Linked DNA regions of Homo sapiens: regions 1, 3, 4, 5, 6 and 7 are each linked to region 2. Evidence: chromatin loops called from intact Hi-C (ENCODE). Cell type or tissue: PC-9. All regions are shown on one strand. Region 1 overlaps ACSL1 (acyl-CoA synthetase long chain family member 1). Region 2 holds the start of LOC105377584 (a long non-coding RNA gene). Region 3 overlaps LINC02365 (long intergenic non-protein coding RNA 2365). Region 4 has its middle 8.8 kb from the start of SLC25A4. Region 5 overlaps LINC02363 (long intergenic non-protein coding RNA 2363). Region 6 overlaps PRIMPOL (primase and DNA directed polymerase). Region 7 overlaps LINC02436 (long intergenic non-protein coding RNA 2436).

Region 1 (4,000 bases), 550 kb before region 2:
CAGCCCACCTGCCGCTCCTTCAGGGCCTCCTCCCTGCCTCTTTGCTCACAGCACTGTCTGGCTGTTGCTGGTGTTTCTCCACCCACTCCTGTCTCTGCCTGTTCAGACTTGGCCTGGTTCCACCCTCAGCTCTCTGGACAGCCCTCCCTCGGATGCCTGGTGCATGCGTACTGTTTTCTCCCTCCCCTAGATTCCTGGAGCACCAGGGCCCTACCTGCCGTGGTTATCAGATCTGTCTTCTGTAGCTCTGTTAACTCTTGCAGGTGTGTTTGTCTTCATTGATATCCTAAACTTGCTGAAGGCAAAGAAAACCTTGTAAGTATTTTATCCTCAGGCTTTCTGATTGTCAGGAACTAAGGAGAGTTGGTTATCCCCCTGGAATGTTCAGAGTGTTGCTTCTTTTTTTGTGGTGTGACTCCTTTTTCAAAGAGGCACGAAAGTGGAAGTGGCTCACATAGCAGGTCAGTGGCTGAGCCGGGTCCAGCGTGGGCAGACGGGGCAAAGCATAGCTACATATTTTCCAGGAGGGGTTTATATCCTATCTGTCATTCTGTTCTGAGGACAGGTCACTACCTAAATCCTTCGTGGAGCAGGTGGGAAATACATAAATACAGGAGGACATTAACTGACCTGACTCACTTATAGCTTCTTTATCTGGAGAAACTTTTAAAAATACAGCTAATAGTTAGGATGGCAAGTTTTATATTAATTTTTCCATAGTAAAAAATTGGGAAAAATACAGCAACATACAAAGAACAACAACATAGTAGTAAAAACACCCATAGACTCGCCACATAGAATTGAAGGTTTTAACATTGACTCTTTTCTTCATATATCACTGTTCCCTGGGGGTTTTGGGTATTAGGTGGAAACTTGATTGTTTAGTCCTGGACGCCAGGATTGTGTGGCCATCTTTTCCCTTCTCTTACATAGTCTTGGAGAAGCTACCATGATGTTCATGATGGAAAGAGGCGTAGCTCTCCTCTGTTCCCACTCTCCTTTTTTTTTTTTTTTTTTTTTTTGAGGCGGAGTCTCGCTCTGTCGCCCAGGCTGGAGAGCAGTGGCACGATCTTGGCTCACTGCAAGCTCCGCCTCCCGGGTTCATGCCATTCTCCTGCCTCAGCCTCCCGAGTAGCTGGGACTACAGGAGCCCACCACCATGCATGGCTAATTTTTTTGTATTTTTAGTAGAGACGGGGTTTCACCGTGTGAGCCAGGATGGTCTTGATCTCCTGACCTCGTGATCCACCCGCCTCGGCCTCTCTAAGTGCTGGGATTACAGGCGTGAGCCACTGTGCCCAGCCTTACATGTTCATATTCTGTTTATTTCCATAGTCACCACGGGAAGATGGGAAGATCCTGACTTTGGGCAGAGCACCTGAGAGGACCCCAGGATCTAGGTACCTTCTCTGCGTGCAGTTTCTCAAACAAGTGGAGCTTCCTCTCCATCCATGGCCCTCGGAGGAGGAAAGTGCCTGCATAGCTTGGGGCCAGCTCTGGCTACTGTGAAAGGACATTTGATCCTCTCTGCTGTTCAGTTGTGCTCTCTTCTCCTGGTGTGGTCTCTTGCTTCAGGGCTTACTTTGTGGTTAGCTGAGTCCAGTAAGGTGAAGAGTCTTCTGGATTATTTCAGTGGCAAAAAGCCTTTTATTTCCTTCTTTAGCTTTCGTAATAACAGGCCGTGCTTGTCTTGCCTAATACCCTTAGAACATGCTGTCATGTTCTTCAACTTGCGGTCATAGAGACACAATTCCGACTCTTCCTGTGCTGAACATCAGCTGAAATAACATGCCGTATTGATCCAGTTCATGAGTGAGAAGTTTAGTCTACACAAGCCTTTTCTGTCTTGCTCTTTGCAGAAGGATTGCGTCAGCCTAAAAAGCGGATCTTTTTGTCTCCATCCGCTGCCACAAAGCTGTTGACGGAGGCTATCTGCCCAAGTTGGCTGCCTTCTCTAGCTCTTATCAGTAAACTTATCTGCCTCATTGTGACATATCTACAACAGTTGCTTAGCCTTATTCAATCAGTATTGGAAGACAAGTGGAATCATCTTTCTTCTCATAGGAAATTTTTTGAATGGAAACTTGCCCTCTTAAATATGTACCGCCAAAATTTAGCCCTGCTGTCCCACGCAAAGGCTGTACATGACCTGGATATCGTCATGGGGCATGTCCTAACTATAATCATCATTTTCTCAAGTGGATGTACATGACAGATCTTTGCAGCTGTGTGTGAAGAGAGAAGGGAGGAGAGCTATATGTTTTGTTTTGTTTTGTTTTGTTTGCTCTGGAGAATGTTGGGCATATCCTGTTGTCAGCATTCCGTACATCTCAGGTGGCCGCCCACTAGCTCTGTGTTTCTGGGAGCATTCTCCTCACTAGAGCCCTCGCGTGGGACTCTGGATCTTGTGCTTGAGTCTTGTCTGTTTCCCTGGTTTGGAAGATTCTCTTTTCTGTCATAGAAAACTCACAGAAGTTGGAGTCCAGCCCTGGTATGGGGCTCTGGGCTCAAGCCTTTCTGATATTTGCTGTTTTACTTAAGAAAAGTACTTATTTGATCTCTTCCCTTCCCCCGGGGCAGCCTTGATTTGTTTTAAATGAATCATCAGTCGTCTGTCCAAATCTCACTGTATCTCAGCGTCTTCTAAAGACAGTAGCCCTTAGAGTTGATGGCAGTCTTGGGCTGACATTCTACATAAGTGAAACAATTTGAGAAATATAAAACATGATCAAAATAAGAGCAAGAGAATATTTTTATGTCCCCTTTACATCAGTGGCTCGCACCCTTTTCTTTTTCCCCCAGTCAGCCAGGAGATGTTCTCTACTCCTTTCTGGTGTGCGGTGTAGGAGTCTGGTGGCGGGTAGAAGGAGACTACTGAAGTTGGAAAATGCTTAATACCCCCTTTCTTTTTGGAGAATCACTGTTCTATGAATATATCCTCAAGGGACTTGCTGCAGAGACACAGTCAGAATCACAGAGGGTCTGACACGGTCAGAATCACAGAGGGTCATTCATGACTCAGTAGATGTTTGTTAAGCACCTGTCCTTGGCTCGGGACTGTGTTAAGAACCAAGGGCATATAAAGACAGATGGGAGGAGACCCTGGCCGGGGAGAGGAAGAAGCATCTACATAGGTACTAAGTACCATTCGCTGTAAGTGTAAGACAGGAGGTGCTAAGTACCACACAGGGGTTACAAATAAAGAAGTCCTGGAGTTCAGAGGAAGGACTGATTGCTTCTCATAGAGGGGATTGTGTAGGATTTCTGGGTAGTTGTGGAACCGCCGCCTCCTCCCACATGAAGGAGGGCCCTGAGGACCCTGGAAGGTTGGGCCGGTTGCTCACAAATCACCCTCCTGTCTCCTCCTCCCAGTGTCTCTTCAGTGTTTTGCCATTCATTCTCAGGCTCAAAATTACTTCTCTTTTGTCCATTTGTATCCACTTAAGCAATTTTTAAAAATAATTAAACTTTTTTTATTGTGGTAAAATATATATAACATAAAATTTGTCATGCTAATCATTTTTAAGTATACAGTTACACAGTGGTTTGAAGTACATTCATAGGGTTGTATAACCATTACCACCATCTAGTTCCAGAATGTTTCGTCATCCCGAATTGAAACTCTGTGCCCGTTCAGCAATAACGCTCATTCCTCCTCCCCCTGCCCAGCCCCCAGTAACCTCTCTGCTGCTTTCTGTCTCTGTGAATTTGCTGATTCTAGGTACCTCCTAGAAGTGAGATCATGTAGTATTTGTCCTTTGCTTCATCCATGTCATGGCATGTATCCAAATTTCCTTCTTTTTAAAGGTTGGATAATGTTCCATTGTATAGACTACATTTTGATCCGTTCATCTGTTGTTGGAAATCTGGGTTTGAATCCTGGGCTCTTAAAGCATTGTGCAGCTGGGCGCGGTGGCTCACACCTGTAATCCCAGCACTTTGGGAGGCCAAGGCGGGCAGATCACAAAGTCGGGAGATCGAGACCATCCTGGCCAACACG
Region 2 (4,000 bases):
TTAAAGGAAGTGACATCTGTAGAGAGCCAGTGCTTGTTAAGAGCGAGGGTGAGCTCATCATCGAGGTCCGGTCCTCCTGTGTGGAGTCCTATCCTGGTGCTCTCGGGGTAGGACAGGTGGGCAGTGCCTGCTCCCAGCCTGTTCCTGATTCCTCACAGTTGCCTACGGAAGCTCTATTTCCCCAAACTTCTAACTTTTCCTGCCTTATCTGATTGTTCTCTGGTATTGTATTCTGAGTCCAAGGAGGGCACGAGAAACTAGTTTCTAACATGCTGCTAAGCGTGTTTCTTTCCTACTCTTCTCTTACTAAGACTGCTTTACTCGTGCGCATTGTTTTTCCTAAAATGCGATGAGCCAGCAGCAGTTTCTTCTACTTTCCGCACAGGTGATTTTTCTTTGCTTGCTTTTTAAGCTCCTTTCTCTGAATGAATATAGATTAAAAGAGGGATGGGACGAGGGGTGGACAGCACTAAGGGTAACTGCATAGCAGCAAGAATGACTCACGTCTGTGTTGCTGGTAGTTTCTGAGTTCAGGTCCTGGGTGCTGGGAGGAGACAGCTGCCTGCAGAGTGGTGAGAAATTCTTCCAATCTTTTTTAGATGCTTCCCTTTTCTGAAGTAAAGCCTGAATATGCCATTAAGAGAAGCTGTGGTAGGTTTTCCTCCCACCTAGTTCCATCTGCCGTGTGGTTAATGAAACATCTTTCCATATTTTCCATGTGGTTATTCATCAAGCCTAGTTTTGGGGATGGTGTGAGTTTTGTTTTGTTTTGTTTTGTTTTCTGGAGGGTGAGAAAAGTTGCATTTTAGGGTTGCTGATAAGATCTAATTAAAACCCATTTTTAAAATATTAGACACTGAGAGAATTTTCCTCAGAATAGCATAATAATGGCCATTAAATATGTGCTTCCCCCACCCTTAATCAGCTCTATACTAGGAATTAGCACTAAAAATATTAGAAGAGAGATGTTATATTTACATATTTGGTTGAGACTAAAGAACTTCTTCCTCTTAGCTGCAATAGACTCTTATTTTACTCTGGCTTTCTCTCCCAATTAAGCTAGGAACAATAACTATTGTCTATTTCCCTTCAATTTCAATCCACCGTTTCTTTTTTATTTTCAGCTATACGTGAACAGATATGGGCTAGGGAAACATAAAAATTAAATAACTTGAGTGGGTCAATAAAAAGGTTATTCTGTTTCTTTCAGGGTTTTTGAGGATTATAATGAATAAAACAGAACCAGAGAAGTTACGAAGCATGTGTTTATCACTCAGCAATAGAGAATTTTAAACAAGTACTTTAAATCATTATTATATATAAAATACATTTATTATATTACTGTACATATAAATATAATAATATATTTAATAGGTGTTTTAAATATAATTTGAGCTTTCAAGCATGTGTTTATCACTCAACAGAAAGAATTTTAAATATATAATGTAAACAATGCTATATAAATACAATAAATATGTATTTTATATACCTAAAAATATTTAAATATGTACTATATATAATTTTATATTAAAACATTAAAAATGTTTTATATTCTATTTATATGGTGTATATTAAATATGTACTGTATATGTTTAAAATATATTTAAAATTCTGTTGCTGATAATACACATTTTTTAACTTGTGTTTTTGTTTTAAGTATACATACATATATACATGATGTATTATCATATGTATATATATGTCACACATGTATGTATTTCTCCATTGTACCGTATTTACTTTTAAAACAATAATCTAGGGACAAAAATTGAAAGCTTTAGCTCCTAGTGACTACAAGCTGTAGACTGTAGGTTGGCACAAAATCTGAATGGGAGCCAGTGGATTTGGTGAGCAAATCCTTGCCACAAGCCCTTTGATGTTCTAAAGCTGAAGCCATTTCAGCTGAAAGCCGGTTGGGGCGCGGGGATTAGGACTGTAGTTTCTAGATTTTGGAAACAGCGCGCCCCCTTGTGGCCATTCACATGCTGACTTCTAAAATTGAGTTCTGAGAGCTCTTCCGGCTTGAGGAGCATCTCTCCCAGTTTGTTTTCTTTCTGCTTTTATACTGTGGCCCTGTCTTTGAGGAAGATTTCAGTCCCCGCTCGCCCCCTCGGTCAAGAAGCCTTGTTTATTGTTATTAGATATCGATGATGTTGACGGACCCTACGTGGAGGGTCTGTGATCAGACAGAAGGGTGATGGGTCAGGACTCACTTCTGCTGCGTTTGACGTCATGCCAGGGTTGGAGGCCAGTAGTGGGGAAGTCACCGGGCTAAGACTCCCAGGACACCAGGTTTGGGTCCCGGCTGTATCATTAACTGGTAGAGTTATTTCCGGTCCAGGGGTCAAAGCCGTAATTTATGTAGCCAAAGGCCTCAAAGATGATTGCTCTCCAGGACGCCTTCCCATTCTCAGAGTCTAGCTCTAGAGTATTTGGGAAGCGGGGTATGTTAGACCCTGGCTTCTGCCATTTTTCCTGGGAGCTTATTCCACAGCCTGGCCTTCTGCGAGTTCAATCATGTGGTTGCCTGGGAGCCTAGTGAGAAGAAAATCCAAGCCCAAGTCCACTTGGAGAACTCCAGCATCATTTTAGTGGGAAGGTGCCATGTCCTCTACATAGGGGCTGGCGGGATGGCAGCTTGTACTGGCGGAAGGGTTCTTGGAAGAGATCCCCAAGGGACACACATTCCTTAAAATGTGACAGGCACAACAAGGGACTCCATTTTAAATCGATCAGATTAAAGATTGTTTTACATTGTGCTCAATGCATGCAGGGTTTGGTTAGATGGGCAAGTTGATGGGAGGTAAACAGGTTGATTTTTGTGTGGGCAGTTTGAAAATATCAAGAGCTTTGAAAATGATGGTTACTTTTTTCTTGAAATTTCCATCACAGAGGCAGAATGTGAGCAAAGATGACTATACAGAGACATTTATTCTGGCTTCCAGTCTGTGGTTAGAAAAACTGGAAGCAACCTAAATGCTTAGCTTTAGGGAAGAGGCTTAAGATGGTGGTAACCAAGGGTTGCTTTTTTTGTTGTTGTTTTGCCATGGATGGAGCCTTTCTTCAGGTGCACTGTTATGTGAAACTCTAATGATGTACAAGGGGATTGATTCAAGTTGGTTGGTAGTGGGGGGTGGTTTCTGTTGCAGCATCTCACCCAGACTGCATGACCCAGCCAGTCCTCAGGCTCCCCAGTGGCAGCTCATGAGGCACTTCCATGGCAAACATACCCCATGACTCAGACAACTGTGGGATGTCAGTATCAGCCTTTCCTTCTGACTGGTGGAAATTTGCACAGCTCTCTCCCTAATTCTTCTGACTTTTCTGTACTTGCCAAATTTTTCATTATGAATATATTACTTATTGCAATAAAATATCTAAGATGTTAAAAATGATGTCAGTTTATTATTTTAGAATTAGAAGTATAATTGTCACAGAAACCACAAAACTTGGGTCAGCCTGGCCAACATATTCTTTCCTTTTTGGCAGATCTTCAGGCTCGTGTGGAAAAACCGATAAAATAGAAAAAGCAATCGGAAGAATATAAAAATCACTGATAATCCCGCCACCTAGAGAAAACTACTGTTAGTATTTTGAGTGTATTTCCCTCCAGCTTTTTTCTATATATGTGTATGTATTTATAATATATAAATAATATACTATATATTAATCAAATACTATATATAATAAATACATTATATATCTTACATAGAACACATTTTATTTATTGTATTATAAACACAGTTTTGTGTCCTGTTTATTTTTGTAAACGTTATATTGTATAGTCCCTAGATATTACCATTTGAAAACATGACATTTAATGGTTTCCTAATATTTAAATCTATTGACAAACATAATTTTATAACCAATATTTCTTCTATAACGGATAGCACAGGATGAACATACCTGTACGTAAATCTTGTCTATATTCGTACTTTTGCCAGTCGCAGTTTCCAAGAACCTATTCATGATGTTAGGTGAGGACTTACTGTACTTGAAA
Region 3 (4,000 bases), 330 kb before region 2:
TCTGCATTCCTAGCTCAGACACACCACCCAGAGACGTCCTTATCTGCAGACCGTGAGCTGAGGTCTCTCTTGGGGTCTCTCCTGAGACCACGCTGCTGGGGGCCATGAAGACATTTTTCATCACCCTGACTCAGCATTCAGTATTTTAACACCTCCAGCCCTCACCCTTCTCTTCCTCCCCAACAAACCTGCAAGAGCCTTTTGCTGGGGTTCCCTCAGTGGTGAGATGACCCCTATTGATCCATCTGACCTGCTCCTGGTGCTCTTCTGGGGGGAAAAATAAAATGTGGAGGAGGCAACACTCTTGCCACTTGCCTCTTGCTTATGTCACTGCAGGAGGTGATGAAAGCCTCACTTTCGTCTTGGTGTGCTGTTTTAATCCACCGCTTGGACACCGAGCCGCTCAGCTCTCTCCAGCTCAGCTGTTGACGGAGAGGAGGTTAATGCAATGTTATTTTCTAGTTGTAACTAAAAGGTCAGTATTAGAACTATTCCAGGAAAAGTAACCAAAGATACAACCTGCAAGGAAAAGCCTGAGGCAGCCGCCACTGTCCTCTGCAGTGTTCCAGTGCCACTGCCTCCCTGATAAATGTGTCAGTCACATCACCTTCAGCTCAAGCACATCCTTGTTTGTCAACAAGCAGCATTTGTCTAAAGTTTCAGCAAGGACACAGCTTTAGTTTCCAAATAGTCAATATGAATAATTTTTTCAAAAAATCACACCTGAAGTCTTCAAAATGAGCTTTTTCTCTAGCTAAAGTTAGCAATTTATCAGTGCTAACTTATGCTAGATAATTTCTTGGGCAATGATACGTTCCAGAAAGAGGCAAATATCACAGATGAGAGAGAAAGCAATGCTTTCTATTTCTTAGATTGCTTTGAAATAGGATTGTGTATATAAAGAGACTAAGCTGCCATTTGACCATGAGTTTGCTGTAGACCTCCTTGAACCCAAGTGTAAGAACCATGTCCTGTGAGGAAGGAGAGGGCTGATGGGGCTGCACAGAGGGGTGTGCCGGCAAAGGCTGGCAGGGCCAGGAGGGGCAGTGGGCTGACTCGGCGTGTGTATGCTTATGTATGTGCACGTGTGCATGCGTTTGCACATGCCTGGGTGTACACTCACTCAAAGGTTCCGTTCAGCCCACCTATTTTCAGGATTCTAGTCCATCAGGGGTAAAAAAGTAAGGCAATCAGAGGTTTTTATCCCCTTAAATTTATGTCATTAGTGGAAGAAAGAATGGATATTTGTTTACTCATTAAAAAGTGTAGACAGGGCCAGGTGCGGTGGCTCACGCCTGTAATCCCAGCACTTTGGGAGGCCGAGGCAGGTGGATTACCTGAGGTCAGGAGTTCGAGACCAGCCTGGCCAACATGGTGAAACCCCGTCTCTACTAAAAAGATACAAAAATGAGCCAGCCACGGTGGTGGGCTCCTGTAATCTCAGCTACTCAGGAGGCTGAGGCAGGAAAATTGCTTGAACCTGGGAGGCAGAGCTTGCAGTGAGCCAAGATCACACCATTGCACTCTAGCCTGGGCAACAAGAGTGAAACTCCGTCTCAAGAAAAAAAAAAAAGTGTAGACAGTGGCTGGGCGCAGTGGCTCATGCCTGTAATCCCAGCATTTTGGGAAGCCAAGGCGGGCAGATTGCCTGAGGTCAGGAGTTTGAGACTAGCCTGGCCAACATGGTAAAACCCTGTCCCTAATAAAAATACAAAAAAATAGCAAGGCATGGTGGCGGGCACCTGTAATCCCAGCTACTTGGGAGGCTAAGGCAGAAGAATCGCTTGAACCCAGTAGGCGGAAGTTGCAGTGAGCCAAGATCGCATCACTATACTCCAGCCTGGGCAACAAGAGCGAAACTCTGTCTCAAAAAAAAAAAAAAAAAAAGTGTAGACTTATAAGTGCTTAATAAATGAAAGCTATTATTATTATTATTGCTACTATTCTCCAAAGTATAATGGGATATTTACCCCTATCTTACACAGATCAAATGAGAGGAGCATCTTGCCTTGGACTTGGCAACTCATATTTTCTTCCTTCACCTATCAAGGTAGACTCAGTCTCATAATATGATGGGATAGTTTTGAAAAGATTATCAAAGGCAAGGAGCTCCCAGCCAGTCCCCAGCATTATTCCTGAAGGGAAGCAGCACGGTTTCCTGCATTACCAAACTTGTCCATTCTTGGCAGCAAATGGCCCAAAAAGCAGCGTCTAAGATCTTTATAGGTTATCTCTGCTCTTCAGGGGGTGATACATTCCTTGCATGGTAAGCATACATTTCTCAATCCACCAACTCCAGCATCCCAGAAATTTAATTTTCTCTGTTTAAGTCAAGTTACCTGAGCCTTATTAGCGGAAAACTTGTCAGTCAGGTCAAGCTCAGTCCATTCAGAGTGGACTCAGCTCTGAGGCCCACACCAGTGACTCACTCCAGTGCTCCTGTCACCAGGTCCTCTCCCTCTCCTGCTTGGAGCATATTTACCGAGGCAGGCTGGGCAGGGGTGGGTAGAATTGGGTCTGTGTTATCTTTCTGTGTCACACCTGGTTGTTAAACATGAAACCCAATAACTGAATGCCCTTGTCCTCTAGTTCTGCTGAGATAGTTCTCCTGGGGGCCAAGAAGGTCTCGTGCCTAAAAGCCAAATTGGCAGTGTGGGAGTAGGAAGTAGAGTAGAAGGAAGAGGGCATGCAGATGATGAGGGCATGTCAGCTAACATCTCCTAATATCGTTTTGCTACACATGCTTATCATAGTACTTACTCTTCTCCATGCAAAGCACTTTATAAACATCATCTCCCTTAATTCTCACATGATTCTTATGAACTATTATTAGCCCAATTTTATAACTGAGGAAATGAATGCTCAGAGGTTAAAGAGCATGCCTAAGGTCACCCAGCAGGAAGAGGTGGAGCTGGAACATGAATCCAGATGTTTCTGGTTCCCATTGCTTTCCTCTTTTCACTAGTCCCCCACTACACGATTCCCCAAAAGGACACTAAATTAAAAACAAGCCAAAGCGTGTGCTAGGGTCTAGCAGACAGCAGACGCCTGTAAAACAGCCTGAGAGTACAACTCACACCCAGTCCTTAGAGTTCCCGCCTTGTGAGCAGCCCGTGTAGGGAGCATCAGCCAAGCAGATAGAAGGTCAGAAAGGATTGGGCCCCAGAATGGCCCTTCCTTTAGAGTAGCTGGACAAAAGAGCAGAAGAGCAGATGATCTCTGGTCCTTACGAAGCATCTGAATCAATGTCAGGGACCTCGTCTTTTCCCTTCCCTCCCCTCCCCTTTTCTTTTGAGACAGGGTCTCGCTCTTTTGCCCAGGCTGGAGTGCAGTGGTGCTATCTCGGCTCACTGCAACCTCCGCCTCCCGGGTTCAAGCAGTTCTCCCACCTCAGCCTCCCAAGGAGCTGGGGTTATAGGTGCACGCCACCACACCCCACTAATTTTTTGTATTTTTAGTAGAGACAGGGTCTCACCATGTTGGCCAGACTGGTCTCAAACTCCTGACCTCAAGTGATCCGCCCACCTTGGCCTCCCAAAGTGCTGGGATTACAGGAGTGAGCCACCATGCCCAGCCGAGACCCTGTTTTCCAATGGCTGCCTTCAAGATGGCCAGAGAACTACATGTCAATACACCTTTTAAATAAACCAACTTGAAGGAGAGCCAAAGAGGAGTAAGTTCAAGAGATTTATTGTGCAATATCGTAACTATAGTTAATAATAATGTATTGTGTTCTTAAAAATTGCTATGACAGTATATTTTAAGTGTTCCTACCACAAAAAATTTTACATATGTGAAGTAATACATATGTTAATTAGCTCAATCGAACCATTCCATGACGTATATATATTTCAAAACCATATGTTTGAAAACATATTGTGTGCATGATAAATAGGTAAAGTTTTTATTACTAAATTTTACTAGAACTTAAAAATAAATGAATTAAAAGGAAGTTAACCTAGTCCCAGGACAGAGTGGGAAAGCTATTGTCTTAATTTGC
Region 4 (4,000 bases), 870 kb before region 2:
AAGAGCAGTTATACTAGCAGAAATGTGATCTTCTGTTATGTGTCTGCCTGCCATATAAAACAATAGTCATTTTAATGGTAGATTTATCAATTTCTCCCTGAGGTCTGTTGAATTTTCCTTTATATATTTCAAGCCTTTTGTTTTTAAAGGCATGCAAGGGCCAGGCGCGGTGAGCCTGTAATCCCAGCACTTTGGGAGGCCGTGGCAGGTGGATCCCTTGAGGTCAGCAGTTTGAGACCAGCCTGGCCAACATGGTGAAACTCCATCTCTACCAAAAATACAAAAATTAGCCAGGCATGGTGGCAGGCACCTTTAAATCCCAGCTACTCGGGAGGCTGAGGCAGGAGAATCGCTTGAACCCAGGAGGCGGAGGTTGCAGTGAGCCAAGATCGCATCACTGCACTCCAGCCTGGGTGACAAAGTGAGACCTTGTCTCAAAATAAATAAATAAATAGGCCAGGCACATTGGCTCATTCCTGTAATCCCAGCACTTTGGGAGGCCAAGGCGGGCAGATCACTTGAGGTCAGGGGTTCGAGACCAGCCTGGCCAACATGGTAAAACCTCGTCTCTACTAAAAATACAAAAATCAGCTGGGTGTGGTGGTACATGCCTGTAGTCCCAACTACCAGGGAGGCTGAGGCAGGAGAATTGCTTGCATCTGGGAGGTGGAGGTTGCAGTGAGCCAACATAGCGCCACTGCACTCCCACCTGGGCTACAGAGTGAGATTCCATCTCAAATTAATTAATTAATTCATTAAAAATAAAAGCATACAATATTTGAATTGTTATATCTTTTTGGTGAATTTAACTTTTTATCATTAAGTTGTGGCCCTCTTTATCTGTAGTAATACCTTTTGCCTTAAAGTCTTCCACCCCACACACAAATTAATAGAGCTATTTGTTTTCCTTCGGTTTGTATTTGCCTAGTTTATATTTTTCTAACTCTTTACTTTCAACCATTCTGTATAAGTATATCCCCTGTAAACCTCTACGTTTTCTTTTTCCTTTTTTTTAGATGGAGTCTCGCTCTGTCGCCCAGGCTGTAGTACAGTGCTGTGATCTCGGCTCACTTCAACCTCTGCCTCCTAGATTCAAGCAATTCTCCTGCCTCAGCCTCAGCCTCCTGAGTAGCTGGGATTACAGGCACCCGCGACCACACCTGGCTAATTTTTGTAGTTTTAGTAGAGATGGGGTTTCACCATGTTGGCCAGGCTGGTCTTGAACCCCTGACCTCAGGTGATCTGCCCGCCTCAGCCTCTCAAAGTGCTGGGATTACAGGAATGTGTCACGTGCTCAGAAAAATTCTCATTATTTTACTATAGAGTTTGGATCCATTTTTCATTTATTATTACCACTGATATTCTTTAATTTTTATTTTGAAATAGATTCAAAAGAAGTTGCAAAGGAATGACTGCCCATATTTTAAAATTTTATTTCTGCCATTTTATTTTATACTTTTTATTTGTCCTCCTTCTACATGTCCTTGAAATTAATCGTTTCCATTGCTTATTTACCATAACTATCATATGCCAACTACTACATGTGTTTCTGAATTACATGTTAAAGGGCTAATGACACCGTAATTGTTATTAATTATTTTAGGTGGCTACTATTTTTCCAGGTTCCAAGGAGGCCAAGTTTCCCCCTCTTGGCTTATTTAGGCACTGAGTGTCTCTCAGGACTGTGATACCAGTTTATACACAGTTGCAGACAACAATGAAGTCAAATTAATAGTTCAATGTGCATAGCTTGCCGTGGAGAAGCTCAGCTCTGAAGAAATGCTTGCATTTCATAACATTATTCAATGTGGCCACTAGAGGGAGGTCACACATAGCTATTCTCAGAATAGTATTCTAAGTTTCTAATTTTTATCAAAGATCTGTCAATAGTACACAAAATTAAGGGAAAAAAACCCAAACCCTTTCTACTCTTAAGAAGACATACAGTGCAGTCTTAAAACAATAGGGGAAATAATTAAGTCAAAGCAGAGATTTTCAAATGGGGAAAATGAAGCAAGACCCAAGTATATGCTGCTGCAAGAAAGGCACTTGAACTATGAAGACACACATAGGTCAAAAGTAAAAAGATAGGCCGGGTGGGGTGGCTCATGCCTGTAATCCCAGCCCTTTAAGAGGCCAAGACAGGAGGATTGCTTGGGGCCAGGGGTTGGAGAGCAGCCTGGGCAACACAGTGAGGCCCCCTGTCTCTACACACACACACAAAAAGGAATGAACTCTTTTTGGGGAGGGGGGGGTGTTTCTTTTAAAAATTGTGGTAAAATACACATAATATTAAACTGACCTTTTTTTTTTTTTTTTTCAATTTTTTTTGAGACAGGGCCTTGCTGTTGTACTCCTGCCCAGGCTGGAGTACAGTGGTGTGATCACAGCTCACTGCAGCCTCAACCTACTGGGCTCAAGCAATACTCCAGCCTCAGCCTCTCCGGTAGCTGGGACCACAGGCATGCTCCACTATACCTGGCTAATTTTTATTTATTTATATTTTTTGTAGAGATGGGGTCTTGCTATGTTGCCTAGACTGGTTTTGAATCTTGGGCTCAACAATCTTCCCGCCTTGGCCTCTCAAAGTGCTGGGATTACAGGGATGAGCAACCATGTCTGGCTGAAATTGACCATTTTAACTTTTTTTTTTTTTGAGAAGGAGTCTCACTCTGTTGCCCAGGTTGGAGTGCAGTGGCATGATCTCGGCTCACTGCAACCTCCGCCTCCCAGGTTCAAGCAATTCTCCAGCCTCAGCCTCCCAAGTAGCTGGGATTGTAGGTGTGTGCCATCATGCCTGTCTAATTTTTGTATTTTCAATAGAGACAGGGCTTTACTATGTTGACCAGGCTGATCTCGAATTCCTGACCTCAAGTGATCTGCCCACCTCAGCCTTCCAAAGTGCTGGGATTATAGGCATGAGCCACCGCACCTGGCCCCATTTTAACAATTTTTAAGTGTACATTACAGCAGTGTTAAGTACATTCAGATTGTTGTACAATCCTCAGAACTCTTTTTATCTTGCAAAATTGAAACTCTGTACCCATTAAATAATTCCTTATTCCCCTATCCCTCCACCCCTGACAACCACCATTCCATTTTCTGTCTCCATGAATTTGACTTCTCTAGGTATCTCATATAAGAGGAATTATGCAGTATGTAATTTTGGGGCCTGGCATATTTCACTTAGCCTAATGTCCTTAAGGTTCATTCTATATGTTGCAGCATATGTTGGAATTTCCTTCCCTTTTAAGGTTGAATGTAGTATCGTATGTATGTATTGCATTCTGTTTATTCATACATCCATCCACTGACAGTGTTGCTTCTACCTTTTGGCTGTTGTGAATAATCCTGCCTATGCACGTGGGTGAAGAACATCTCTTTGAGATTTTTTTTTTTTTTTTTTTTTTTTTTGAGACAAAGAGTCTCGCTCTTTCGCCCAAGCCGGACTGCAGTGGCGCTATCTCTGCTCACTGCAAGCTCCGCCTCCCGGGCTCACGCCATTCTCCTGCCTCAGCCTCCCGAGTAGCTGGGACTACGGGCGCCTGCCACCACACCTGGCTAATTTTTAAAATATTTTTAGTAGAGACGGGATTTCACCGTGTTAGCCAGGATGGTCTCGATCTCCTGATATTGTAATCTGCCTGCCTCGGCCTCCCAAAGTGCTGGGATTACAGGCGTGAGCCACCGCGCCCGGCCGAGATCTTGCTTTCAATTCTTTTGGTTATATACCCAGAAGTGGAATTACTGGATCACATAATTCTATGTTCAATTTTGGAGAAACCCCCATACTGTGTTCCATAGTGGCTGTACCATTACACATTCACCAACAGCACATAAGGATTCCAATTTCTCCCCATCTTTACCAACCCGTTATTTTCTATTTTTTGATAGTAGCCATCCTAATGGGTGTCAAATGGTGGTTATATCAGTACTACCATGTCTAATGTAAAAATTATTTCTAATTGGGATTGCATTCAATTACAAGACTAATTTAAGG
Region 5 (4,000 bases), 80 kb before region 2:
TTTTATATTTTGTTAGATGTCACTAACTACTTAATGCTTTTTAGTTATTTAAAATGTTGCTCACAAATCCCAGTGTAAGCCCACGAAGTTGACCTCAGTGATTACACTTTTCCTAAAACCCTGGGGATTTTGTTTTAAAAGGTTAATGTGTTTTTTCAGTTAGTGGGAAGATAATTATGGACCCTCTCCTGGGTGTAAGTGATGTAAAGGGTCTTCGGGGATATGAATTAAAGAGTAGGCTCTGGCCCTGACCTCTGTATTGAGGAGGGAGGCCTCCTGAGAAGGGAGTCCTTGCTTGTGCTGAAAGGAGCTTTTGCTACATGGGGTCCCACAGGTTTAGGTGCAGGCAGGAGGAGCGGCAGCAAGAGGGCCCACTGTGGGCCCAGAAACATTTGGCTGGGACCTCAGCCTTGTTGTACCTTGTTCTAGGGGAAAAATAAAAGCGGCTCAAGCCTTTCTTAACCCCTGGGAGACACTGGCAGGGAAGAGGCCACAAAGAGCAAGACAGCTGTGACAAGTGCACAGTCACCCCAGGCCCCAAGGCTCTCCTGTTTCCACACACTGTGTCCAAACCAATCATCCAGCTCTTGGCCTGCTCTGCCCAGCCCTCTTCCTGACCTTCAATGCTTACATCTCCACTCCCAAAATAGATCAGGAAGCTGCTGATGCCACAGAAAGATCTGGCTTTGGAATAAGTAAGCCCGGGTTCAAATCCCCTGCCTGTACACATTTATAACATTCGACTTTATGTTCCTACCCTGTAAAATGGGAACACCAGGACCTATGATTCAGGGTGCTGGGGAGGTCTAAAGTAGGTAACATATGTCAGACACATAGCACAATGCCTGGCGCATGACAGCTGATCAGTGAAGGTTATTTGTCCCTCCTGCTTGTCCTAGGAGGAGCTAGTGCCGGGATTCGCCTCAGGGGCATGTGGGTGTCAGAGACAGGGCATTGCGTCCTGGCTAGGTGGCTTGCCAGATGCAAGATCATCTGTTTTCCTGTTTCTAAAAAGGAGATAATGTCATAAGGTTACTGTCAGGATTAAAATGAAAAGTGATAGAGCATGCCTGTCCCATCATAGGAACTTGATACCTGTTGGTTTCTGTCTTTAAACTTCTTTGAAATATGCCATCCCTCATCCCTGTGATGGCCTCACAGGCAGCTGCATCCCTTGAACCCTGTACTGGACCACTGGCCACCCCTGCATCTGCCCCTACCTCTGCCTCATGCAACTGTCACTGCCATAGGAGGGGCCTACCAGGCACTGGGCGACTCAGCCAGGTGCGGAGGCAGACACGAGGCTCCATGGCAAGGCTGTGGGACTGTCCCTGGCAAAACAAGCCTCCCTTCACTTTCTGTCTTTATGACTACCCTCGCTGTTCTGTCACTTGATTTTACCTGAGGATCCAATTCTGGGGTAGGAACAAAGTTTCCTCCTGAGCTCTGACCATGCTCTGAGTTGGAAATCCGAAATACTGAAGGATTTCCAATTCACAGCAGCTCTATTTTGGATTTTGATTTATTTGTTGGAGTGGTTCTGAGCTATCACAGCCTCCCACTCGCCCCCTCCTCAGGGCTGTTCTTGGAGAGAGCAGCATGATTTCAGCCCATGAAGGAACAATCAGGCTCAATAAACCTAAGAGAAAATCGAAGAATAATCTAATGTTCTCAGTGCTCAGGTCTAAAGAGGAAGTGACCTCATTTCATAAGGGACAGCCATTGCTAGTTTAATAGAATAGCCTTTTGCATTATCACAGATGTAGCAGACTAGGTGTGTAATCATAGATAAAATAAAAAATCGTAGACAATTTTGAAGAAAAACCAGGAGCATCTTTTGAGATTACTTAAGGGAATACAAGGAATCTATGTATCCCTTTGCGTAAGATGTCCCATGCAATATATCCAGCCCCTTGGGTATTTAATGAAGCACTTTCAAGAGGATAAGAGGCAGGAGACCGGAAAGACTCCACTGGTGTTCTGCAAAGTGGAGTGTGAAACGCAAAGGTTTTTTTTTTTTTTTCCAGAATTTACACATCCAATGCCAAACCTAAGGAGGAAAGGAGTAAATGGCCAGAAGGAATAGGGATTTGATTGCCAGATGGTTAAATGTGGTGTGACAGTATTCCATTAAGAATTTTGAAACATTCAACATACATTCACTTTGCTTCAACGAGACCCAAACGGAAAGCATCTAGAGAGGCACACACGCAGCGGCGCTCTGCGAAACGTCTGTGTTTCACATGGTACTGCCTGTTTGCCTGTCGGCTCTCAATGCCACCCCACTCTCCCTGCCCTTCTCTGTAGGAGCTGGAAGCCTGCAAACTACATTTCCCAGAATCCCCAGCCAGCTTGCTTCCCAGTAGCCTCTGCCAATGGGAGACACTGGTGGGAGCTTGGAAGGAGGGTAGAAGGGAGAAAGAAGCTGATTTTATTTCTCCTTCTGTTGAAGTCTCTGGCAGTGGCAGCAGTAGCAGCAGTGGCAGCAGCTGCGGCAATAGCAGTAGCAGCGGCAGTAGGTGACTGAGTTTCTGCTCAGGTGGAGTTTCAACAGCAGTGGGGGCAGGGAGTGCTCTCGCAGCCTCTGCAGCAGGGCGTTCCTGGGCTCTGGATCTGGCAGCATCAGTGTCCGTGACAGGCAGCCCTTGGTGGGAGTTTAATTTCTCGGCTTCCTGAAAGATTTCCAATAACGGCCGTGGAGCAGCAAGTATCACAGCAGCTTCAGCCACCGAGCAATCACCGACTCTTTGTGGATCACACCATATTTCCTTTTGTTCAGCCAGCCTTAGGACGGTAGTAGTAGCTTCCTGCAGTTACTGGTCTCTGAATGATCTCAGCTCTCCCCTTTTATTCTCCTCCAGCTCTTCAACACATTTGCAGCCCATTTCCTAGGTTAACTTTCTTCTACTTGAAATTCCTAGGGTAGTTTCCGTTCTGCTGACTGGACACTGTCCAGTATACACGTTTATAAGGTAAACGCGAATTTTAAGGCAAATCAAATACAATCTCATTTTAATTCCTTACCCCAGCTGCATTTGTGGGCTTACAAAAGGAAAGAGTAAGCGAGTCTTTCTCCCAAAAGTTTGACAACAAAACTCAGTTCCTTGTCACATACCCTGCAGCCTCCACCAAAGAGGTCACCATGACAAGTATTCTTGAGCAAGAGACTTTCTTTTGAGAGATCTCTGTTCATAACCATAATGACATTAATAGTAGGTACCCGTTCAATAAGTGTCTTTTATATATTGGGCATTTCAAATACATTATTTCATTTAATTATCAGTTATAATAATTATCTATCTATCTATCTATCTATCTATCTATCTATCTATCTATCTATAGACAGGGTCTTGCTGTGTCACCCAGGCTGGAGTGCAGTGGCAAGATCTCAGCTCACTGCAGCCTTGACTCCCCAGGCCCAAGTGATCCTCCTACCTCAGCCTCCTGAGTAGCTGGGACTACAGGCATGTGCCACCACCATGCCCAGCTAATTTTTGTATTTTTTTGTAGAGATGGGGTTTCGCCATATTGCCCAGGCTGGTCTTGAACTCCTAGGCAGAATCGATCCACCTGTCTCAGCCTCCCAAAGTGTTGGGATTTCAGGCATGAGTCACTGCACCCAGCTTACTTGGCTTTTATTAGCAATTCATAAACTGGGCAGCACCTAGTTGATAAAATAGACAAGAGCTCCACTGGGAATGGCAGAACAGTAAGATTCTGTAAGGTAGTTTGAGCAGGAACAAGGAAACAGCATAGTACAAAAAGCATATTGGTTAATATCCGCTTACTTGGTTACTTCTGGTTATCTTGGTTACTTCAGGTTGCTTTCATTGTGTGGATTAAAACAGAGGGAACTTGCTTTATCATGCCACTCAGGTTGACTGGACTCCTTTTTTTTTTTTTCTTTTTGGCAACCTGGCCTGTTTTGGGATTTTACTGCTTTTTAAAGTTTTAGTTTGATTACGTGGCACTTAACATGAGTGACTCCATTTGGGTTGGC
Region 6 (4,000 bases), 430 kb before region 2:
ACTTCATTATATCAGCACTTTTCTTAGCTACTTAATGAAGGCTGGAGGAGTAATGTCTAGAATTGCTGATTGTGTAAGGTATTTTCACTCGGACAGCTGAATTTCATCAAGGGAAGTTTTTATTCTGTGTATAAATCTCAATTGAAAAATCACACTCTGCTGTATTACAGTTTTCATTCATGTAAGACCACTCAGCCATGTTCGAAAGACCAGCCTCTTCTGTTTGGTCTAGCCCATGTTCACGGCATCTTTTGCATATGAAAAACAAGCTATTTTCCCGTATAAGTGGTAGGTAGGATTTTAGAAGTTAAGAAACAGGCCGGGTGTGATAGCTCTCACCTGTAATCATAGCACTTCGGGAGGCTGAGGCAAGTAGATCCCTTGAGCCCAGGAGTTCAAGACCAGCCTTGGGCGATATGGTGAAACCCCATCTCTACTAAAAATACAAAAACTAGCCAGGTGTGGTGGTGTATGCCTGTAGTCCCAGCTACTCAGGAGGCTGAGGTGGCAAGATCGCTTGAGCCCTGGAGGTCCAGGCTGCACTGAGCTGTGATCGCACTACTGCACTCCAGCCTGGGTGACAGAGCAAGACTTTGCCTCAAAAAAAAAAAAAAAGTTAAGGAACATTAAAAAGGAATATAATGGGAAAACAAGTTTATTGTTTTAATACATTTTGTAGTTGCTTCTGGATTTTTACTGCAGACTTTGCTACTGTTATGCCATCTGCCTCAGATTAATAGAAATGTTTAAGTTCTAGGAAAGAAATTTGTATTTGTATGCCCTAATATAATTTTATATAATATATATATATGTAATGTATACATATTTTATGATCAGATTTGTATTCACTTCTAAATTCAATGTTAAGGTTTTGACACTGATCTAAATTAATTTTCCTGAGCCTAAGGTTTGTGTATATATTAGAGATCCAGAAATAGAATGCTTTTAAAGGTATTTTTTTAATTACCTAAGTAGTCCAAAGCTTATGATTTGGAGTTTGTTACTAAATTTGGGCAAGTTATCTGTAGCATTGATTCAGCTTGAACATAATACTTTGGTTAAAAGCGAGGTTTAGTGTCTCTGCCTTGTTTGGAACACACCACCTGATGAGCGTCCTGTTCTTAGAGTGAGCTCAATGCCTTCTTGCACTCCTCTTGTATTAACTGTCCCTTTTGCCTTATTAAGTGTAGATATTTGGGCATATGTCTTACTCTAAACATTTAGTGACAAATGTGACTTCTTCCCCTTTATTCCTCCCTAGAGCAGGTGCCCATGGGAGCTTGAACACATTAGTTTGTCAAATATTTGTATAAAATTCCATTATCATGTGTGTGGTAGTCACAGCATGACACCTTTTCTGCTGTCATCTTGAAAACATGCTATTAAACAGCAAACTATCAAAGTATGACAAAATTCTGTAAGAGGAATTTAATCATGCACCCTTAGATACAATTTGCAACTGGAAGTTTGACTTTGTTAATTATTTCAAAATCATGAGTTGGATATTGTATTTTATGTTGGGTTTGTATTCTAATTTTAACATGAATCATTAAGAACATTTGGATTGGCAGCCTTTGAGACATTTAATTGATTCTCCCAATAAATAATTTCTTGAGATGATAGATTTGGGTTTTCTTTTTTCCTTAAGAACTTTTATGGATCTGGTGTTCTCATTCCATTAGTTATTTCAGTTAAAGTAAAACCTGTCTTACAGTTTTCTGTGTTTTAAAATAGACATGATATCAAGCAGATTCTACACAGCACGAGCAGACCTGCCCAAACCAAGCCTTGACATGTCCCAGATGTGATTTCCTGTCTCCAGTAATAGAGATGATACAATTCTTTGAATCAGCTGGTCTTCTGGGATAAGAAGATCAGTTCAAGCTTTGCAGAGCAGCTCCCTAGCAACTTTGTGATCAATTATATTCTAAGGGAAATGGATTAAAACCAATTGTCTTAATGGTCCTAGTTAAAAATGAGAGGAGGAGTAGTTAATGGAAAGCTCAATCAAAATTTGCATTAGTCATAAGATTGGGCTATCTAAGGACAAGGTTATGAGTTTTTGATATTGCTAATTATATAATTTTCTTTCAACAGTATGATTCATCCAGCCTTCCAGCTCTGTTATTTAAAGCAAGAACACTTCTGGGAGCCGAAAGCCATCTGCGAAATATCAACCATCAGTTAGAGAAGCTCCTTGACCAGGGATGAGAAGAGCAGTCTACTAAAATGTGCCTATAGGAAGACTAGTCTCATGCTGTTACCTTCTGAAACTGTACCTTTATAAATCAATTGTTTTGCAAAGAAGTTATGGCCTACTTAGAATCTAAAATTTGTTATTCAAATTAAATGGCTGTGAACAATGTTAAATAGCATCAGTTTGTCCAATAGTTTTAAAGGCCATAATCATCTTTTCTGGTTAATATCTTGAGTAATTTTAAAATGTTGACACCTTAATCGGTCCCAGGTATGAGCTATAATAAACTTGTAAAATTAAGTTGATGTGAACATAATTTTGATTAATTAATAAGGCGATTTCTCCTGAATTTACACCAAAGCTAATTTTTAATGAAATTGGTTTACAGAAGTAAAAAACAAAAATTGGAAAGCAAAGTAATAAAACTTAGTTTATATAAACAGGTTGAATGATATATTTATCAAATCTCACAGACATCAGGCAAATTATAGCCTGGTGACAAAAGTGTTCATAGTGAATTAGTTACTCTTGTAATACTTCTATAATTAGTTCATCAGGAATTTCATCCACTTCACTGTTATAACTGAGAAGACTGTTCTCTGCAGCTTCAGCTAATTCAGCATCTTCAGTAGCTTCTAAAAAATAAGCATCATCAATGCCATTATCCCAGACAGCATCAGCAGATGCACCTGTTGACAGCCTGCTAGGTGATGGTTTATGAGGATTCTGGGTTTCATTGCTCCTAGTTTCATCTGCTTCATCTGTTGTAAACTCTTCTTCCTTTATTTCAGTGGTGAAGGGATAGAGAGTGGGATAGGAAAATATTTACTCAGGATATGTGATTTAACCTTATACTCTATGTTGAAGTAAGGTATTAAGTGACAGATACTAAAGTGAATATGCAGGAGGAATGCTGTCTCCGATATCTCACCGTGGGAATGAGTGCACTGATTCAAACGTTGCTGCACTGAAGCTCAGACACACTTGAAACTCCAAATTTGAAATTACCTACAGTTCTGTGCACATACTTTTCAATACTCCCCGACGGAAGAGCAAGGGTGGATTTAATTTTTTAACAAGTGGACAGTCCAGCTGAAGACAAATCAGAAGATAAATTTGCTATCTTGACAATGGACTTAGTACCCATGCTTTAAATTTTAAAGTATTTAGCAAATCGTAAACATGGATTGAAAAAAGATTAAAAACAGTTGCCAAAATATGACTGGATTGTATATTACATAATAGTATTGTATCAATTATTTTACCATAGAATGTCTTCAGTATAGACATTTAGTTGATCCGCCCAATACATTATTTATGTAAAGAATGTCCTTATTCAGTGCAGTGGCACGTGCCTGTAATCCCAGCTACTGGGGAGGCTGAGACGGGAGGACTGCTTGAGGCCAGGAGTTTGAGACCAGCCCGGGCAACATGATACCCCCCTGTCATTAAAAAAGCTACAGAATGTCTTATTCTTTCCGCTACGTGCTTAAATATTAGATGAAGGGTTTTGATGTCTGCAGTTTAAGAGAGTCATCAAAAATAATGCGTATGTATACAGTAGAGGGAGAAAACCAATGTGGCCAAGTGTTAACAAATGGCAGATCTCAATAGAGGACAGACAGCAGAGTTCCTTATTCTTGTACATTTCTGTAGGTTAGGCCTTTATAGTAAATTTAAAATCAAGTGACCAATGAAATATCAGTGCAATAGAAAAGCAGGTATAAATAACACCAACTGGTAATTTAAAATATTTGTTTTAAAAAACAAGATGAAGCAGGAGAGGCAAAATGTTAACTGAAA
Region 7 (4,000 bases), 830 kb before region 2:
AGCCCAGCTTTGGACTAAAGTTATCACACACACACACACACACACACACACACACACACACACTTTATTAAGATATTTAAATAAATATTGAGTTTTTTCTTTTAAGTATCACCAATAATGCAAATAAACAAAAAACCCTCCGAATTCTAGAAGAGTTCTTGTTTTCATTTAGAAGTCCAAAGAATGGGAAAATTAATCAAGGTAAAGCAAAGAATTTAAAAATGTGAAGTTTTCAATTAAAAAAGAGGAAAAAGCTGAGGCTGGATTCCTGACTTTATAACATGCTGTCTTCACCCAGAGACATTAAGTAATATTATTTAATGTTACATTTTAAAATAGGTTTTGTAATGAAAGAAGAATCAGCCCCATCTCTACCTTAACCACAATTGAAGTCAAATTGGCAAATTTGTTTCATTACAATTTTCTCTAATTCTTGACCACTTTCCAGTAGGTATTTGATGAAGGTGAATGTTCTACTTTCTGTTTGTTTCTATACTGGTTACTTCCTCCTCAAGGGAATTACAAAACCAATCATTATTTAAGTGTCTATTAAATTAGAAATATTTTTGATAGAGATATGATATAAATATACTTTAGTTGACACTTCTGTTAAAGTGATGGAGAGTTCTGAAATCATCTGTAGTTTGGTTTGTATGTTATCAATAACTCTGAAGATTGTGAAGCTGCATCTTGAGAAGATATTTTTCTTCTGCCTGTGCCAACTTGTCTATACAATACAGTAGAAAAATGCTCATATAAGTTGACTCACTTATGCTAGAAATCGGACCATTTAAAAAATCTATTTTTTGTGTGTGTAATTTGAGGGAACTGTTGAATAATTTTCAGGAAGTTAGAACTATAGCACCTGGATTTACCATGACAAGGTCCATTTTTCTTTTTCTTTTTCTTTTTCTTTTCTTTTGTGTGTGTGTGTGTGTGTGTGTGTGTGTGTTTGACAGAAAGATTAACAAATTAAAATAACACATCATTGGTCAATAGAATTTCAAAAATAACATACATGTAAATTATTGAAAGCAGGTAATAAGAATTTACATATATGTTATTTTTCAATGAAGTACTATATAAATAATGGAATCTTTGGTCATTTCACTTTTCTACAGCGCCGTTAAGTGAAATAAATTTTTTTCTGTCTCTTCACTACAAAATGATCAATATTTTTCTTTGTTTGTTTTACTTACCTTTATAAAAGAAAACTGTATGAGCTGTCATTTAAAAAATTTCTGAGGCTGGGCATGGTGGTTCAAGCTTGTAATCCCAGCACTTTGGGAGGCCGACAGGGGAGGATCGTTTGAGCCCAGGAGTTCAAGAGCAGCCTAGGCTGAAATTAGGTGAGAGATTTTAGGTATTAACCCAGCCAGTAAAAAAACTACAAATGGTAATTTCCTGAATTTGAAATTATAATATTAAAAATTCATCATTTTATTTCCTTCTCTGTATGAATATCTCTTATCATCAAATAATCTCTGATTCTACATATTATTAATCAGTTCATTATCATTATCATACATGGTTGGAGTAAGAGAGCTTTTGATTCCTGCTGGGTGACTATGAAAATCTCTAAGCCACCAGGTGGCAGAGTGTCCTTGGTTTAGATTGAGCATTGCATTTTTTTTTTTTTTTTTTTTCACTGATTGCCAAATGAATTAATAGTTTACAGCTATTGTGAGCAACTTTTAAACCTTTTACTCATGTACCCCTACAATCATTTTGAAAACATGTGCATCACCCACAAACTTTTAAGTTTACATATATTTCAACAAAAGTTTAAATAACCGAGGAGATGTAACTTTTGGCATACTGTAGAAACTTTAAAATAAAATTGTTATATCAATCTTTACATACATCTAATAGAATACAAAACATTATAGGGGTCGATAACCACCATCATCTGTTTTTAAAAATTCTGAAACAAGCTCATCTTTCATAGTTGGATGCTTTATATTACTCCTTTTTTCCTTGAATCTCATTTTCCATTTTATCTCCTCTACAGAATTTTATACTAATATAAAATATTTCATAATCAAAAAGCTGTGATCACCCTATTGTACTTCTCTGCAACAAGAGTATGTATATAGATACTTTATTTTTTATTTCTCGTGACCAAAGGTGTTGAACGTCAAAATTTTACTAACATACAGTTATCCAACACCATAAACGTATTACTTTTGATAAATAGTTATAACAAAAAGTGAAATTAATTGGAAATGCATTCCTGAATGAGTCAGCTTAGGGGGTTAGAAGTTTTCACTGTTTGGGGCCCAGGATTCTTACACTCCCAGGCAGTGCACTGCAGTAAGATTCTGGATGGGAAAGAGGGGGCCTTTTGTAAAGTAGGAGAAGGTTGCTTGTAAAAGAAGAGACAGGAAGAGGAGATCCAGCCTAATGAAATCTTGTTAATTTTAACATAATGGGCGCAGGTTAATTTTAGGAAAGAATATGTATATGAGCTGATGATCTAGAAATTTGTTTTCTTAAAACAGTTGTTCTCACCTGGGGGACATTTAGCCCACAGGGCACATTTGGCAATGTTTGGAGACATTTTTGGCTGTCACACTGGGGGCAGGGTGCTGGCATCTATTAGGTAGAGAACAGGGCTACTGCTAAACTACTCTGTTCCCAAAGCAACACAGCTGAGAGCCTGAAACCTAGCAAGTGCTCAATAAATGTCTGTAGAAAGGGAAAGACAACAAAAAGGAGGGAAGGAATCACACAATTGGCTGCAGAGGGAGCTACAATAAGATGACTGGACTCTTGCAATTAAATTTGCTGAAAACTTCAGAGTACTGCCTTCTCTTCTGTGTTTATACAGTTTTCTTATCCGAAAGGAGAAATTCGAGGAATAACATTTAAAACGTCTACATTTTCCCAGTATATATTTTCATTAATTAGAGAAATCCTGAAAAACACAAAAAAGACCAAAATGACCCCTAATTGTACCACTTAAATATCTACAGAGAATGATAAATAGCAGGCCCTGTTTTGCTTATCTCATCCCACTTTGCCTAGATAACATCTGCTAGTTAGTTGATGCCCATTCCTTCATAATTTTTTCAAAGTTTTTTTTTTTCTTTTGATGGGAGTTTCGCTCTTGTTGCCCAGGCTGGAGTGCAATGGCACGATCTTGGCTCACTGCAACCTCCACCTCCCAGATTCAAGCGATTCTCCTGCCTCAGCCTCCTGGGTAGCTGGGATTATAGGTGCCTGCCACCATGCCCAGCTAATTTTGTTGTATTTTTAGTAGAGACAGGGTTTTACCATGTTGACCAGGCTGGTCTCGAACTCCTGACCTCAGGAGTGATCCACCTGCCTTGGCCTCCCAAAGTGTTGGGATTACAGGTGTGAGCCACCAGGCCCAGCCTTTTCTAAGTTTATAAAGAACAATTTATACCTTTAAACTTTAGAGTATAGAATATTAAGATGGCTTCAAAATTGCCTATTTGAGAGATTCTTTCTTTCCTAATATTAAAAGCACAGTGGTCCATCGGGGGTATATATGTATACTCACACACACATGCGTGCACACACACACCTACACACATATTATTGTGTACTATGAGAAACAAATGACCATACGTTAAAAATAATCTTTATTGAGATATCATACTGCTAAAGTTTAGAAACATCTCCTTGGGGGTTTAGGTAACCGCAAAGTTAGAGGGAACCCAGCCCTCTATAAGACCCACTGCTCTCCTGACACTAATCGCAGGTTTGGGGGACCGGTCCCAAAACCGCCCTTGAGTTCAGTTATTCACTAGAGGGACTCACAGAGCTCACTGAGAGCTGTGATACTCACAGTTATGGTTTATTACAGGGAAAGGTTACAGATTAAAATCAGCCAAGGGAAGAAGCACAAAGAGCAGAATCCAGGAAAAACACCCAACATAGAGCTTGTGTTGTTCTCTCCCCATGGAGTCTTAGACGTGATTTTCTCAGTGTGTGTCTGTAACAATATGCGTGGAGTATTGCCAAGTAGGGATGT

The links. A loop is a pair of places that touch in the nucleus more often than their neighbours do. Peaks named below come from ENCODE experiments on the same cell type or tissue, not always from the same donor. Only the 100,000 strongest peaks of a DNase experiment are listed, where the experiment ranks them.
Region 1: a loop joins it to region 2, with 5 times the contacts of the local background. A loop is called at or near these places in 11 of 110 quality-filtered maps.
Region 3: a loop joins it to region 2, with 4 times the contacts of the local background. A loop is called at or near these places in 2 of 110 quality-filtered maps.
Region 4: a loop joins it to region 2, with 5 times the contacts of the local background. A loop is called at or near these places in 8 of 110 quality-filtered maps.
Region 5: it touches region 2 in a loop (4-fold over the local background); 20 of 110 quality-filtered maps call a loop at or near these places.
Region 6: it touches region 2 in a loop (4-fold over the local background); 2 of 110 quality-filtered maps call a loop at or near these places.
Region 7: it touches region 2 in a loop (7-fold over the local background); 9 of 110 quality-filtered maps call a loop at or near these places.

The regions. Positions count from the first base shown.
Region 1 is chr4:184,811,313-184,815,312 of GRCh38, reverse strand. All of the region lies in intron 1 of ACSL1 (acyl-CoA synthetase long chain family member 1), which reads left to right. Among named protein-coding and RNA genes, the nearest start is that of ACSL1, 13 kb to the left of the region's middle. RefSeq lists enhancers at 24-83, 224-403. In PC-9, no CTCF peak of the experiment used is centred here; DNase peaks (open chromatin) are centred at 182, 1,672 and 2,572; H3K4me3 peaks cover 2,617 bases; H3K27ac peaks cover 3,082 bases.
Region 2 is chr4:184,262,295-184,266,294 of GRCh38, reverse strand. It overlaps LOC105377582 (a long non-coding RNA gene), which reads left to right. Exons shown (of 6, transcript XR_939552.3): 5 at 1,211-1,297; 6 at 3,490-3,666. LOC105377584 (a long non-coding RNA gene) reads right to left here and starts at 649. Exons shown (of 2, transcript XR_007058414.1): 1 at 505-649. RefSeq lists enhancers at 393-472, 1,651-1,720. In PC-9, CTCF peaks have their summits at 1,770 and 1,974 (motif pointing left); DNase peaks (open chromatin) are centred at 54 and 1,924; H3K4me3 peaks cover 908 bases; H3K27ac peaks cover 1,194 bases.
Region 3 is chr4:184,595,315-184,599,314 of GRCh38, reverse strand. All of the region lies in intron 1 of LINC02365 (long intergenic non-protein coding RNA 2365), which reads left to right. Among named protein-coding and RNA genes, the nearest start is that of LINC02365, 28 kb to the left of the region's middle. In PC-9, no CTCF peak of the experiment used is centred here; a DNase peak (open chromatin) is centred at 2,384.
Region 4 is chr4:185,132,437-185,136,436 of GRCh38, reverse strand. No RefSeq gene overlaps it. Among named protein-coding and RNA genes, the nearest start is that of SLC25A4, 8.8 kb to the left of the region's middle. In PC-9, a CTCF peak has its summit at 1,821 (motif pointing right); no DNase peak of the experiment used is centred here.
Region 5 is chr4:184,342,346-184,346,345 of GRCh38, reverse strand. The region is part of intron 2 of LINC02363 (long intergenic non-protein coding RNA 2363); the gene reads left to right. Among named protein-coding and RNA genes, the nearest start is that of LINC02363, 9.6 kb to the left of the region's middle. RefSeq lists a silencer at 1,028-1,097. In PC-9, no CTCF peak of the experiment used is centred here; a DNase peak (open chromatin) is centred at 2,345; H3K4me3 peaks cover 945 bases.
Region 6 is chr4:184,693,499-184,697,498 of GRCh38, reverse strand. It overlaps PRIMPOL (primase and DNA directed polymerase), which reads right to left. Exons shown (of 14, transcript NM_152683.4): 14 at 2,547-2,977. The coding sequence ends at 2,720. It overlaps CENPU (centromere protein U), which reads left to right. Exons shown (of 13, transcript NM_024629.4): 13 at 2,098-3,414. The coding sequence ends at 2,211. Among named protein-coding and RNA genes, the nearest start is that of CENPU, 39 kb to the left of the region's middle. In PC-9, no CTCF peak of the experiment used is centred here; no DNase peak of the experiment used is centred here.
Region 7 is chr4:185,093,821-185,097,820 of GRCh38, reverse strand. The region is part of intron 5 of LINC02436 (long intergenic non-protein coding RNA 2436); the gene reads right to left. Among named protein-coding and RNA genes, the nearest start is that of LINC02436, 44 kb to the right of the region's middle. In PC-9, a CTCF peak has its summit at 1,567 (motif pointing right); no DNase peak of the experiment used is centred here.